2 separate regions of the Homo sapiens genome follow, and region 2 is linked to region 1. The links are chromatin loops, found by intact Hi-C in ENCODE. Cell type or tissue: HepG2. All regions are shown on one strand.

Region 1 (8,000 bases):
GGGATATTGGCCTAAAATTCTCTTTTTTTGTTGTGTCTCTACCGGGCTAGCCTCATAAAATGAGTTAGAGAGGATTCCCTCTTTTTCTATTGATTGAAATAGTTTCAGAAGGAATGGCACCAGCTCCTCTTTGTACCTCTGACAGAATTCGGCTGTGAATCCGTCTGGTCCTGGACTTTTTTTCGTTGGTAGGCTATTAATTATTGCCTCAATTTCAGAACCGGTTATTGGTGTATTCAGAGATTCAACTTCTTCCTGGTTTAGTCTTGGGAGGTTGTATGTGTCCAGGAATTTATCCATTTTTTCTAGATTTTCTAGTTTATTTGCATAGAGGTGTTTATAGTATTCTCTGATGGTAGTTTGTATTTCTGTGGGATTGGTGGTGACATCCCCTTTATCAGTTTTTATTGTGTCTATTTGATTCTTCTCTCTTTTCTTCTTTATTAGTCTTGCTAGTGGTCTATTTTGTTGATCTTTTCAAAAAACCAGCTCCAGGATTCATTGATTTTTTGAAAGTTTTTTTGTGTCTCTATCTCCTTTAGTTCTGCTCTGATCTTAGTTATTTCTTGCCTTCTGCTAGCTTTTGAATTTGTTTGCTCTTGCTTCTCTAGTTCTTTTAATTGTGTTGTTAGGGTGTCAATTTTAGATCTTTCCTGCTTTCTTTGTGGGCACTTAGTGGTATAAATTTCCCTCTACAGACTGCTTTAAATGTGTCCCAGAGATTCTGGTATGTTGTATCTTTGTTCTCGTTGGTTTCAAAGAACATCTTTATTTCTGCCTTCATTTTGTTATTTACGCAGTAGTCATTCAGGAGCAGGTTGCTCAGTTTCCACGTAGTTGTGCAGTTTTGAGTGAATTTCTTAATCCAGAGTTCTAATTTGATTGTGCTGTGGTCTGAGAGACAGTTTGTTGTGATTTCTGTTCTTTTACATTTGCTGAGGAGTGTTTTACTACCAATTATGTGGTCAATTTTAGAATAAGTGTGATGTGGTGCTGAGAAGACTGTATATTCTGTTGACTTGGGGTGGAGAGCTCTGTAGATGTCTATTAGGTCTGCTTGGTCCAGAGCTGAGTTCAAGTCCTGTATATCCTTGTTAACCTTCTGTCTCGTTGATCTCTCTAATATTGACAGTGGGGTGTTAAAGTCTCCCATTGTGATTCCGTGGGAGTCTACGTCTATTTGTAGGTCTCTAAGGACTTGCTTTATGAATCTGGGTGCTCCTGTATTGGGCGCATATATATTTAGGATAGTTAGCTCTTCTTGGTGAATTGATCCCTTTACCATTATGTAATGGCCTTCTTTGTCTCTTTTGATCTTTGTTGGTTTAAAGTCTGTTTTATCAGAGACTAGGATTGCAACCCCTGCTTTTTGTTTTGTTTTGTTTTGTTTTTTTGCTTTCCATTTGCTTGGTAGATCTTCCTCCATCCCTTTATTTTGAGTCTATGTGAGTCTTTGCACACGAGATGGGTCTCCTGAATACAGCACATTGATGGGTCTTGACTCTTTATCCAATTTGCCAGTCTGTCTTTTAATTGAGGCAGTTAGCCCACTTACATGTAAGATTAATATTGTTATATTTGAATTTGATCTTGTAATTATGATGTTAGCTGGTTATTTTGCCCATTAATTGATGCAGTTTCTTTGTAGTGTCAATGGTCTTTACCATTTGGGATGTTTTTGCAGTGGCTGGTACCGATTGTTTCTTTGCATGTTTAGTGCTTCCTTCAGGAGCTCTTATAAGGCAGGCTTGGTGGTGACAAAAATCTCTCAGCATTTGCTTGTCTGTAAAGGGTTTTATTTCTCCTTCACTTATGAAGCTTAGTTTGGCTGGATATGAGATTCTGGGTTGAAAATTCTTTTCTTTAAGAATGTTGAATATTGGCCCCTACTCTCTTCTGGCTTGTAGTGTTCCTGCCGAGAGATCTGCTGTTAGTCTGATTGGCCTCCCTTTGTGGGTAACCTGACCTTTCTCTCTGGCTGCCCTTAACATTTTTTCCTTCAATTCAACCTTGGTGAATCTGACAATTATGTGTCTTGGGGTTGCTCTTCTCGAGGAGTATCTTTGTGGTATTCTCTGCATTTCCTGAATTTGAATGTTGGCCTGCCTTGCTAGGTTAGGGAAGTTCTCCTGGATAATATCCTGAAGAATGTTTTCTAACTTGGTTCCATTCTCCCCATCACTTTCTGGTACACCAATCAAACGTATATTTGGTCTATTCAAATATTCCCATATTTCTTGGAGGCTTTGTTTGTTTCTTTTCACTCTTTTCTCTCTAATCTTGTCTTTTTGCTTTATTTCATTAATTTGATCTTCAATCACCGATATCCTTTCTTCCACTTAATCGAATTGGCTATCGAAGCTTGTGCAGGCATCATGAAGTTCTTGTGCCATGGTTTTCAGCTCCATCAGGTCATTTAAGGTCTTCTCTACACTGTTTACTCTAGTTAGTCATTTGTCTAACCTTTTTTCAAGGTTTTTAGCTTCCTTGCGATGGTTTGGAATATGCTCCTTTAGCTCGGAGAAGTTTGTTATTACCGACCTTCTGAGGCCTACTTCTGTCAACTCATCAAACTCATTCTCTGTCCAGTTTTGTTCTGCTGCTGGCGAGGAGCTGTGATCATTTGGAGGAGAAGAGGCACTCTGTTTTTTGGAATTCTCAGCTTTTCTGCTCTGGCTTCTCCCCATCTTTGTGGTTTTTGATCTTTGATGTTGGTGACCTACAGATGGGGTTTTGGTGTGGATGTCCTTTTTGTTGATATTGATGCTATTCCTTTCTGTTTGTTAGTTTTCTAACAGTCAGACCCCTCAGCTGCAGGTCTGTTGGAGTTTGCTGGAGGTCCACTCCAGATGCTGTTCGCCTGGGTATCACCAGCGGAAGCTGCAGAACAGCAAGTATTGCTACCTGATCCTTCCTCTGGAAGCTTCATCCCAGAGGGGCACCCGCCTGATTGAGGTGTCTGTTGGCCCCTACTGGGAGATGTTTCCCAGTCAGGCTACACGGGGGTCAGGAACCCACTTGAGGAGGCAGTCTGTCCGTTCTCGAAACTCGAACACCATGCTGAGAGAACCACTGCCCTCTTCAGAACTGTCAGACTGGGATGTTTAAGTCTGCAGAAGCTGTCTGCTGCCTTTTGTTCTATTATGCCCTGCCCCAGAGGTGGAATCTACAGAGGCAGTAGGCCTTGCTGAGCCGCAGTGGGCTCCACCCAATTCGTGCTTCCTGGCCTCTTTGTTTACACTGTGAGCTACTCAAGCCTCAGCAGTGGCAGTCGCCCCTCCCCCCGCCAATCTGCAGCATCGCAGGTCGATCTCAGACTGCTGTGCTAGCAGTGAGCAAGGCTCCGTGGGCGTGGGACCCACTAAGCCAGGCATGGGAGGGTATCTCCTGGTCTGCCAGTTGCTAAGACTGTGGAGAAAGCGCAGTATTTGGTCAGGAGTGTACAGTTTCTCCAGGTACAGTCTGCCATGGCTTCCCTTGGCTAGGAAAGGGAAGTCCCCTGACCCCTTGCACTTCCTGGGTGAGGCGATGCCCTGCCCTGCTTCAGCTCGCCCTCCATGGGCTGCATCCACTGTCCAACCAGTCCCAATGAGAGGAACCAGATACCTCAGTTTGAAATGCAAGAATCACCTGTCTTCTGTATCGATCTCGCTAGGAGCTGCAAACCGGAGCTGTTCTTATTTGGCCATCTTAAAAGCGCCCTTTTTTCTTTTTTTTTTTTTAGACTGAGTCTCACTCTGTTGCCCAGGCTGGAGTGCAGTGGCATGATCTTGGCTCACTGCAAACTCTGCCTCCTGGGTTCAAGCAATTCTCCTGCTTCAGCCTCCTGAGTAGCTGGGATTACAGGCGCATGCCACCAAGTCTGGCTAATTTTTGTATTTTTAGTAGAGACAGGGTTTCACCATGTTGGTCAGGCTGGTCTCAAACTCCTGACTTCGTTATCTGCCTGCCTTGGCCTCCCAAAATGCTGGGATTACCAGCATGAGCCACTGGGCCCGGCCAAGCTATTAGTATGTCATTTGAGACTCATACATGATATTATCATCACCACCATTTTATGGACAAGTAATTCAAAACCCAGAATTTAAATTATGGGCTAGAGATCACATGTAGCCAATAATTGAGAGACTAATATTAGCAAACCGAATCCAGCAGCACATCAAAAAGCTTATCCACCATGAGAAAAATTATTAATAGTTGATCCAAACAAGAGGAAATACTGAAGTGAATGGCAGAAGGAAAATCATCCCAAGTGAGGGTAAGTATATGGGTAAGCATAAAAGCCTATTCGCTATACACAACAACATAAATAATACAGGATTTAAAAACTAAATCAAAATAAAATACACAAAAGCAGAAGCATTCAAATCGGGAAGTGAATAAATGGAGTTAAGTGTTTTAAGATCCAGGCATTGTCTGGGAAGAAGTAAAAGTAGCAAGTTCTATTGGACTCTGATAAATCAAGGATCATGTTGTAATCTCTAGGGTAACCATTAAAGGAATAATAAAATAGTAACTATAAGTACCAAGATAATGGAACGAAAATTGGAGTCTAGGTGCTCCATTCAGATTTCATAAATTACATGTGATCTGTATCTGTCATATAGAAGGAAGCTTTTCTTTTGTATTCTGTTATCTATTTATTTTACTGGGTTGCTTTTTATTGAATAGCTTAAAAACCCAGGATAGAGGTAAACCAATCATATCAAAGCAAATTAAGGCAAAATTCAAGCCCAAAGTGGCTTTCACTAGGAAAAGATATTCTTCCTAAATGTGAAGGCCATCTGTTATGGGTTGAATTTTGTCCCCTAAAAAAGATACGTTGAAGGTGTAACACCCAGTACTTCAGAATGGGATCCTGGAAGTAGGGTCATTGCCAATGTAATTAGTTGCTAAAAATTGTATTTAGGTCATACTGGAATATGGTGGGCACCTAATCCAATGAGACTTGTATCTTTATGGGAAGAAGAAAATTTGGACACAGATATGCACAGAGGGAATGTGATGCAAAGATACAGGAAGAAGATGGCCATTGGAGTGATGCAGCCACATGCCAAGGGATGCCTGGGACTTCCAGAAGGTGGAGGAGGCGACAAAGAATCCTCCCCTAGAGTCTCAGAGGGAACATGGCTCAGCAGACACCTTAACTTTGGATTTCTAGCCTCCAGGACTGGGAGATAATAAATTTCTGCTGTTTTAAACCTGCTGTACTTTGTAACAGCAGCCCTAGGAGACTCTCACTCTTCCAGATCACACTGACCTCGGAAAGCATTGGGGAGAGGAAAATCAAGAACTTGGTGTCATCTCAGTGGCCTGGGACATGAACCACATACCATCTAAGGGACAAAATGGCATCCCCTGCAGATCAAGATGAGGGTTTTACAAAAGCTCTGGATCCCAACCAATAGTCAGAGTTATTTGACTGCAGCAAAGCAGGAGGGGGAAGAGAGAAGCCAGCCAGAGCCTCTTGAGGATCTCTTTGATCACTGCAAGCAAGATGTGCTCTTAGGATGAAAGGAATGCGTGAGAAATGAAATGTCTGTGGAGTGGGGGTCTTAAGGGACAAGCCTCATTGCATGTCCCCCTTGGGAACTCTGGAATATTAGTGGTGGCCTTTGAAGGTCAGCCTGCCGGTGAGCATGTCCTCCAGGAATTCTACCTGTCTGGGTGAAGGCTGTCCAGGTGGCAGGGATGGAGTGGGAGAATAGGAATTCTCTTGGTGGGCAGGGAAGTCACAGGACAGGAGGAAGTTGGACAACCTCAGCCTTAGTTGGTAACATGGTAGACTGAGGGCAGGGCTGTTTTTGAGGACCACACAGGATGATGCCACTCAAATCGCCTCTGATTCAGCCATGGGGGAATGAGTCCAAAGTTCTTTGAGACAGATGACCTGCTCACCTACCCTTCAGGGGTAATAATGAACTACAGACAGTGGTGGAGAGATTTTCTCACCTCAGCATGATAGCTGAGGGCCAGCTGCAGAAGTGAAGCCCTAAAATCAGTAGTTCCTCCTTGGGTAATCAAACAGAGGAATGAATAACACACAGGTAAACAAGAGCACAGCAATGCTTTTAAGGGCAGAAAGCAGCAGGTGTGAGCCAATGCAGACTCAGCCAGGCAAGGGGGAATACCTGGGGCCCCAGTGATTGTACTGGTGTGTGGTCCATGTCCCAGGCCACTGAGATTATACCCATGGTCTTGATTTTCCTCTCCCCAATTCTTTCCTAGGTCAGTGTGATCTGGAGGAGTGAGAGACCCCGCTTCCATCTTTCTTGGGGGGAGATATTATAGCTATTCATACGTTGGATGTTTCCTCTTAGGGAGGAAGGTTAGAAGTATTATGTCTAACAATGAAATGGAACCAAATCACCAAGGCCAGATGTTGTCTGCTGGAAACACTAAAGGGTATACTTGAAGGAGTATTGGCCAAAGAGCTGTGCAAGGGGCTGGACATCTGGTCAGCAGAGGGCAGTCCAAAGAGATGGTCCCCAAAGAGATTCCACGAGCACTCTAGTGAGTCAGATGAAATCAGAGAGGTGACAGAGTTCTGGGGAGTGAGTTTCCTGGCCTAGTTCACCTGGTAGGTGAGAAGAGCTGAGTTCACAGTAGCTGTTACCATTATCAGGGTCAGAGGGGCTGGGGGAAGGGTGCTGTGATGTTTGGTTTTGCTTTCTTTTATTTCTAAGTGAACTGGGAGAGGGAGTGAGCATGAAATTAGAAAGTGTGCCCTGAAGGCTCAGAGACGGTGAGTTGCAGCAATGGCTGAGAGTCTGCAGCTCTGTGAGTATGAGGATGTCAGCTGAGCCCCAAGGAAAAACTTGCAAAGTGCCATCAGAGGTGGCTGTTGCTTGGAGCTCTTCACTCCCCACATTAGTGCTGGTAAAACAGGAGCTCTCATCTGCAGTTATGTATATTTGTTGTTGATGCTCAATGGAAAAATAAATCCTTTCAAATATTTGATCAGCAGACAAAAGCTTTCAAACAAATGGGGCACCTTCGTGTGGAATGATGGGAGCTCCTGGGACTCATGGGTTGATTACTGTGATGTGGCAATTCTGGTGTACCCTGCACTCATAGTTTAAGAATATGCATGTGCTGGGGTTAAGAAAAGAGGTAATAAGAACAAACTAAAAGAATGTGACTTGAAGGAAGAGGCTAGATCTGCGCAGAAGGAAACGTTCCTGTTGAGCGAATTAAATACAAAACCAGGTGAGAGAAAGGTGAGAGAAAGGGAGGGGCTGGGACTACCATAAGCCTCATCCCTCCCCTTCCCCAGCCTTGAAAACAGCTTTCTTTGTTGAAGGAATACACCTGAGGTGAGCCTTCTTCGCTTCTCCTCCCATTCAAATCCAATTTGCTGGTCAGGTAAGTCCTTCTAGATGCCCCATGGTAATAAAATCTCCCAGGTTAATTAACAGACTCCCACACAAAATCAAAGCCTTGCCCAGGCTCTTTCACTGAGAACAAATAAATGAAATGGATGCTGCCCTCAGAGGTGCCAGACCAAGCCCACATGAAAATGTTTTGATTCCTGAGACACAAAACCATTTATTTTTGGTTCATTTCAGTATCTATAGCAGTGCACAAATAACACATTTCCATCCACATGAATAGTTCCCAATTGTTGGAGCAAATTAATCTTTTACAAGCTACTCAGCAGTGAGGTTAGAAGATAAACAGTAGATGAAATCGTACACTTTCCCCTGTATGTGAACTTTCTTATTACAATAAACTCCTACATTTGAGCTCACCACATCCAATGACTGCCCCTCTCTGTTCATGTGGCGGCCCCGGCTGCCCCCTGCCACCTCTGCCCTGCTGAGGTAGTTCTCTGATCAGCCACCTGGGTGGGGCATGCTGCCATTTTCAGTTTGGAAGGAAAAGCCTGTAAATCTGCTTCCTGGGAAGAGAGACACTGCTGAATTGTCATTTGCCTCCAGAATGCAGAAAACATCAATTTCATTGCAGCTCATCAGGGTTGGAAACACCTGCCACTTCCT
Region 2 (8,000 bases), 310 kb after region 1:
AAGGACACTTCCCTTCTCAATGGCCAAGGGGAAGAGAGGATCCTGCATAGAGAGGCCTCCAGGGCTGGCTTGTCACTGCAGGGTGCCAGGCAGGAAGGGGAGCAACGACTTTGGAAACAGACACCTGAGACTCACTAGAAACCACGAAAGCCCGGGTCTGAAGGATGCAGCTGTGGCACCAGGGAGAGGGTTCAACACTGCGGACGCAGAGACCCAGGTGTGAGCTCTGACACTGCTATGGAAGCCACACTCTGTGGAGCCTGAGGAAAGCTACTGATCCTCAAAGAATCTCAGTTTCCCCATCTGTAAAGTGGGGACAACCACATTGCCTATTTTCAAAGTGGTAACCTGTATCACTGGTTAATAGGATTCAAGGTATAAAGGGGTCATATTAGTTCCCCGCGGATGCTGTAACAAATGACCACAACCCAGGTGACTTAAAACAACAGAAATTTATTTTCTCACAGTTCTGGAGCTAGATGTCCAAAATCGAGGTGTCAGCCAGGCCATGCTCCCTCTGAACCCTGAGGGGAAAGCTCCTTTTTTGCTTCTTCTTAGCTTCGGGGGTTTCCGGCACCCCTTGACGTTCCTTGGTTTGTGGATGAATCTCTCCAGTCTCTGACCCTCTCATCACATGGCCTTCTTCGCCATGTGTCTCTGTTTTCTCGTCTTCTAAGGACATCCGTCATTGGGTTAGGGCTCCCTCTACTCCAGCGTGGCATCACCTTGATTAATTATGCCTGCAAAGACTATCTCCAAATAAGGCCACATTCCGAGGTTCTGGGTGGACTTGAATTTTGGGGGGACACTATTCAATCTAGTATGGGGCATTTGGGTGAAATAAATTTGGGGGAGACTGCCTGTCATAACCTCCCCCTTTGAGTTTCACCATGCACATTAGCCTATTAAAAGCACTGAACAAAGAACTATAGAATTTCCCAAAATTGCACACAGAATCTATTAACATCTGAAGAAAGTACCATTTCTCAGGACCCAGCCTTGGAGAGCCTGGTCTGCATCATAGGGCAGTTGGGGATTCTGTGAATGTAGCACACAATAGCAGTCACACTATAGGAGCTTCATCAATTTCCCTTTCTCCCCAGTAGCCACGAGTCCAGACTTGGGGCCATGCCCTTGACTGCTACCCATCTCTTACTAATGGCTTCTACCACATGTTGCATGCTCTGGCTTCAGGAAGATGGAAAGGGCAACACTACTCCATGGCTGAGTGGGAAAATTCCAGCCTTATGGTTGAGACCCAGAGATAACACTGCTGAGGAAGTAAGCTTCTCTTTTTTTAGGAAGAGAACTCTCCACTGAGCTCTTGGAAGGAAAAGTAGGGCAGGAAATGAAGTCTCTGGGATCCAAAAGCAAGGACCTGATGGAAGAAGCAGACGGCTTGGAGGCAGGTATTTGGCAAGTGCGCTAGGAAGCCATTGGGCTGTTCCCCCTCAGCAGGCAGCTCTGCACAAGGTCCTCTAGGAGCAAAACTCAGGAAGCTCTGGATTCAGATGCCACTACCAAAGAACAGTCCAGGTGCTTCTCCAGACCATGAGCTCCAGGAGGACAGGGACCCTGTCTGGCTTGCTTATTGCAGTGAATAGACTGGTAATTGGTACGTGCTAGGTGCTCAATAGAATTTGTATAAAGAGCCAACTAGTTAATAATCCACAGGACAGTTGCCTTAGCCTGTTGAGGCTGCTATAGCAAAATATCATAAACTGGGTGGGTTAAAAACAACAGCATTTATTTATTTAGAGATGGAATCTGTCTTTGTAGCCCAGGCTGGATTGCAGTGGTGTGATCTTGGCTTGCTGCAACCTCCACCTCCGGGGTTCAAGCGATTCTCCTGCCTCAGCCTCCCGAGTAGCTGGGATTACAGGCATATGACACCACACCTGGCTAATTTTTGTATTTTTAGTAGAGACGGGGTTTTGCCATGTTGGCCAGGCTGGTCTCAAACTCCTGACCTCAAGTGATCTGCCTGCTTCAGCCTCCCAAAGTGTTGGGATTACAGGCGTGAGCCACTGCACCCCGCCTATTTCTCAATTTTGGAAGCTGGAAGTCCAAGATCAGGGTGCCAGCATGGTTCTGGTGTGGGCCCTCTATGGCTTGCAGACTGCCAACTTCTTATTGGAAAGAAAGCACAGGAGCTCTCTGGGGTGGCTTTTTTGTTTTTTGTTTTTGAGACAGGTTCTCACTTTGTCACCCAGGCTGGAGTACAGTGGTGCCATCACAGCTCACTGCTGCCTCTGCCTCCTGGGCTCAAGTGATCTTCCCACCTCAGCCTCCAGAGTAGCTGGGACTATAGGCATGCACCACCCATGCCCAGCTAATTTTTGTATTTTTAGTAGAGATGAGGTTTCGCCATGTTGCCCAGGCTAGTCTCGAACTCCTGGACTCAAGCAATCTGCCCACATCAGCCTCCCAAGTGCTGGGATTACAGGGATGAGCTACCATGCCCAGCCTGGGGTCCCTTTTATAAGAGTACTCATCCTGTTTATGAGGGCTCCACCATCATGACCTAATTACTTCCCAAAGTCCCTACCTCCTAATACCATCACTTTGGGATTAGAGCTTCAACATAAACATTTTATAGGGACACAAACATTCAGTTCATTGTAACAGTATTTTCTTTTTGTTTTATAATCTCTTTTTTCCTGAAATAAAAAAGACATGTATTCATGTTATAAAATATCAAAAAAACACACAAACAGAAAACATTAAAATGTGTTAGAATCAAAAGATCTTTATGTGCTGGGTGCAGTGGCTCATGCCTGTAATCCCAGCACTGTGGGAGGCCAAGACAGGAGGATCATTTGAGGCCAAGAATTTGAGACCAGCCTGGCCAACATAGTGAAACCTGGTCTCTACTAATACAAAAAATTAGCCAGGTGTGGTGGTGCACACATGTAATCCCAGCTACTTGGGAGGCTGAGACAGAGAATCGCTTGAACCCAGGAGGCAGAAATTGCAGTGAGCCAAGATCTTTTGAAGATAAAATGGTAAGCATAAAAACCAGGTTACAAATTCTGTTTACAATACGATATTACTTTTAAAAACATGAATACGTAAGTATTGATAGCTACATGCAAAACTAGCTAGGCGGGGCGACAACGTGAGATTGTCTCAAAAGAAAAAATATATTTTTTAAAAAAGAAAAAATTTTAAAAAGATCTTTCTGAAGATCTTTTGAATTGTTACGTATGATTTGACTTCGTGGATTCCTTGGTTGCATAAATGCAAGGAATGACATTTTGAAATAGCCAAGATTCCTCCCCTCCTGTATTTCCTTCTTCTAGGACCCTTCGCCCAATCAGACGGCAGCTGGACTGAGCTGCTGCCATCACCTCAGGAAAGCCATGATGTAAGAGAAAAACACATGTGACTTTCAACTTTTCAGGTGGCAGAAAATCTATTTCTTCTCAGCGGGTATGACAGATTAAAGATGACTGTAAATTCTTCACCACTGCTCCCATTAGGAGGCGGGGTCCTTGCCCCTTCCTGCTGAAGCCAGGTGGGTTCTGTGACTGCTTGAGCGATGGAATAGGGCGGAAGTAATGCTATGCCAGTTGCCAGGCCCAAGACTAGAGACTGGCAGCTTCTGCCTCCTGTTTCCAGAGCCAGGCCCCTGGGCCTCCACGTAGGTGATCTGACTTCCCTGCAGCAGCCACACCGTGAGAATCCTGAGCTGCGTGGAGAAGCACCAGAGATCAGACCTCATGTGAAGAAAGGGCAGGAGGCCAAGGAGCACCCCTGGCACCCCAGACACGTGCATGAAAAGCCTCCTTCCAAGTGGATCCCTCGGCTCTCTCCAAACCCTTCCCAAACTCTTGACCCACACTGCTGCGACCAAAATAGGGTTGCTAGAGTTAGCAAATAGAACTACAGGATGTTCAGTTACATTTGAATTTTAGATCAACAAGGAATAATTTTTTAGTCTAGGTAGCTCTCAAATATTACATGGGATTGCATGGGACATATTTACACTAAAAAATTATACGTTATCTGAAATTCAAGTTTAACTCAGTTTAAATTTTTATCTGTGTAGTAGAGATAGAAGTTAATTTTTTAAGCTTGAAGATAAAATATTTACAGTATTTACAGGTAAAAGATTTGCAGTATTTTATCTGGCAAGCCTGGACCAAAATAATATGTATGTTTTATACCACTAAGTTTCAGCGTTTGTCATGCAACAATAGACAACTAGGATAGCGGGGACGGAAAGGAATCTGGAATAGCTGATACACCAACTGTGGAGGTATACAGTCTCTAGACAGAGCCATTTTTTTCACCCTTGGAAGCAAAAATAGAAATAAAAGACTTGGTGCCTCCTCCCCTTGCCTCCCTCTCCCAGGTTGAATCTCTTCCTGTGGGGTGGGACACACAGCGGCGCAGAGATGTAGGGAGTGACTTCAGAAAGCAGAGGGCAGCTGGGCCTTTCAGCGCGGCCAGTGGCCTTAGGGTGATGTCCCTGCATTCCAACAGGGCATGGAAATTCTGTTGCAGAGCCAGTGTGCCCAAAGAGGACTCAAGGCCAGGGTGAGGATGGAGGTGTGGACCATGACCCAGTAATGAACGGCAAGGAGGTCCTCTGTATTGGTCCGTTCTCACACTGCTGTAAAGACATTCCTGAAACTGTGTAACTTATTAAGAAAAGAGGCTTAATCAGCTCACGGTTCCATGGGCTGTACAGGCTTCTGCTTCTGGGGAGGCCTCAGCACACTTACCATCATGGCAGAAGGGGAAGGGGAAGCAGGCACATATTCACATGGCCGGCAGGAGAAAGAGAAAAGGGGAGGTGCTATGCACTTTTAAATAAGCAAATCTCAAGAGACCTCTATCACAAGACAGCCACAGGTGGATGGTGTTAAATCATTGGAAACCACCTCCATGATCCAGTCACCTCCCACCAGGCCCTACCTTCAACACTGGCGATTACAATTTGATATGAAATTTGGGTGGGGATACAGACCTAAACCATATCGCCCTTTCAGTGTGGACACCCTTCCACCACCTCACTCTCACCACCCCAGCATGGTTGGTACTAAACACCCTCCTTGGCCCTGGGAAAAAGCCAAGGCAGCCCTCACATGGATTGAGATTAATTTCCTTCATTCAGTGAGGTGTGTCTCAGAATAAAAACTCATCTCAGGTCATAGAAAATATGAAAGGTATGTTTCTAGCCCAAATGAGTTCATAATGTTTCTACCTGCCACAAACCATTTTATACCACACTGTAGTTATATTCAAATTGGACCAAAAAAATCTACATTTTTGTGCATTATTACTGACACCCCTAAATGCTCTTTCACATGCCATGTTCAGGCTTCCAAAGTCAGCTGAGGGACCATATCAAACAGTCACATGGCCATTGCAGGGCAGGCTGATTAAGAGCATGGACTCTGGGGCTAGACTGCCAGGCTCTGTCATCTAATGGCTGTGTGTCCTTGAGCTAATTACTTAACCTCCCTGGGCCTCCATTTCTTTAACTGTAAAATGGCAATAACAGTAATATTTACCCCAGAGCATTGCCATTAGAATGAAGCAAACCTGGCTTATGGTATGTGTTCATAAGTCTTAGCCATTGTTTTTTCTTAGAGCACTTACTTGGAGATAATATTTCTTATTAACTATCTAGTTATTGTTTGAGAGACTGGGTCTTGCTGTGTTACCCAACTGGTCTTGAACTCCTGGGCTCAAGCAATCTGCTCACCTCAGCCTCCCAAATATCTGGGACTACAGGTGCACACCACCATGCCCGGCTTCTTACTATTTTATAAAAACCAGCGGAAAATAGAAATGTAGAAATGCTGCTGCCTTTGAAAATCAAATTGTGACAAAGAGGAAATCATGCATACCAGAGGCAGGAAATCTTCATCCTCCAATGAATACCCTCTGGATTTGTCTGCCACCTGTAGGTCCAATTGTTAAGGAAAAAAAAAAAGATTAAAGAAAAACATACAAAATCTAGAGACACACTTGTCTCTAGCTATCAGTGCTCCACCTTGTCACCTCCACCACATTCACCATTTCTATGCACTCAAGCCTGGCCTCAGCTGCCTGCCTCTGGACTCGCCTCAGGACTCCCCCTGGCCCCTGGGGCCTACTGTGTGTGCTCTGCAGGACCACATTGTCAATAGGTAATTTGCTTAGTAAGTCATCTTTTACTGGCTCCCTTTCTTTTTTGGGGGGTGGGGGGCAGGGTTTCACTCTGTTGCCCAGATGGAGTGCAGTGGCGTGATCATGGCTCACAGCAGCCCCAGACTCCTGGGCTCAAGCAGTCCTCCTGCCTCAGCCTCCCAAAGCGCTGGAATTACAGGCATGAGCTACTGCACCCGGCTTATTATAGCTTTCTTTATTTCCTTTTCTTATTTTTTTTCCTCTCTCCTCTACCCTATCAGCATTTCTTGGAATCACCCCAAAAATAAACTACCTGCAATCAGATTTTTGTTTTAGATGTTACTTTTGGGAAAACACAAACTAAGACACATATTAAAGATTACATCTAAAAAGTTAGGCACAATCCAGTGATTTGATCCTGTCATTTGCAACAACATGGATGAACCTGGAGGACATTACACTAAGTGAAAAAAGTTAGGCACAGAAAGACAGTTGAACTGGCCCTCTGTACTCATGAGTACATCCTTGGATTCAACCAATGGTGGATTGAAAATGCAGTCAGGCCTATGAAGATTGTGACTTTTCTTGTCATTGTTCCCTAAACAATACAGCCTAACAGCTATATACGTTGTGTTAGGTATGATGAGTAATCTAAAGATGATATAAAGTTGGCCAGGCACAGTGGCTCATGCCTGTAACCTCAGTACTTTGGGAGGCCGAAGCGGGCGGATCACATGAGGCCAGGAGTTTGAGACCAGCCTGGCCAACATGGCGAAACTCTGTCTCTACTAAAAATACAAAAATTAGCGGGGTGTGATGGTGGGTGCCTGTAATCCCAGCTACTTGGGAGTCTGAGGCAAGAGAGTCACTTGAGCCCAGGAGGCAGAGTTTGCAGTGAGCCAAGATGGTGCCACTGCACTCCAGCCTGGGCAACAGAGTGAGACCCTGTCTTAAAAAAAAAAATACAAAACAAAACAAAATAAAGATGACGTAAAGTACACGGGAGGACGTGCACAGGTTATAGGCAAATACTATGCCATTTTATATAAGGGACTTGAGAGTCTGCAGAATTTGGTATCTGCAAAGATGGGGATGGTATGCGGGTTCCAGAATCAATCCTCCGAGGATACTGAGGGACAACTGTATTGCCTGATCCCATTTATATGTGGTAGCTGAAAAAGTCAAACTCAGAAGCAGAGAATAGAATAGTGGCTGTCAGGGGCTGGGTGGCAGGGGGAAAGGGGGGATATGGGGAGATGTTGGTGAAATAGTACAAAGTTTCAATTATACAGGATGAATAAACTCTGGAGAACTAACATACAGCATGGTGACTACAGTTATTAATACTGTATTGTATACTTGAAATTTGCTAAGAGGGTAGATCTTAAATGATCTCAACACACACAAAAAAATGGTAACTACGTGAGGTCATGGATATGTTCATTAGCTTGATTGTGGTGATCATTTTACCATGTTTCAAAATCTTTCTGTAACATCAAAACATTAAGCCATATACCTTAAATAGATATAATTTTTATTTGTCAATTATACCTCAATAAAGCTGGGAGGAAAATAATTAGTGATTTAATAATGTTTTTAATTTGGGGGGTGGGATATAAATATCTCTCATAACTTTAAATGTTACTGTCAGTTTTTTAAAATAAATTACATAAGTTTCAAACCTCTGACTTCTGGGCAGATTTCTAGGAACATAAAGGGCTGCTTGGGACTCAGTCACTCCTTCCCTTGATGGACACTTGGTTTATTTTCAACGGTTGCTAACACAATGCTGCAACCAACATCCTTTCGGCAAAATCTGGGCACACATCCTTGATCTCTTAAGCACAGATTCCCTAGAGGGAAATCACTATGTTGAA

The links. Hi-C counts contacts between places; a loop is a spot of excess contacts. Peaks named below come from ENCODE experiments on the same cell type or tissue, not always from the same donor. Only the 100,000 strongest peaks of a DNase experiment are listed, where the experiment ranks them.
Region 2: a loop joins it to region 1, with 31 times the contacts of the local background. A loop is called at or near these places in 2 of 110 quality-filtered maps.

The regions. Positions count from the first base shown.
Region 1 is chr11:12,361,663-12,369,662 of GRCh38, reverse strand. It overlaps a transcript of MICAL2 not described here. Among named protein-coding and RNA genes, the nearest start is that of PARVA, 12 kb to the left of the region's middle. RefSeq lists enhancers at 3,127-3,421, 2,885-3,457. In HepG2, no CTCF peak of the experiment used is centred here; a DNase peak (open chromatin) is centred at 3,222; H3K4me3 peaks cover 443 bases.
Region 2 is chr11:12,054,225-12,062,224 of GRCh38, reverse strand. It overlaps LINC02547 (long intergenic non-protein coding RNA 2547), which reads right to left. Exons shown (of 2, transcript NR_135109.1): 2 at 440-3,691. Among named protein-coding and RNA genes, the nearest start is that of LINC02547, 27 kb to the right of the region's middle. In HepG2, no CTCF peak of the experiment used is centred here; no DNase peak of the experiment used is centred here.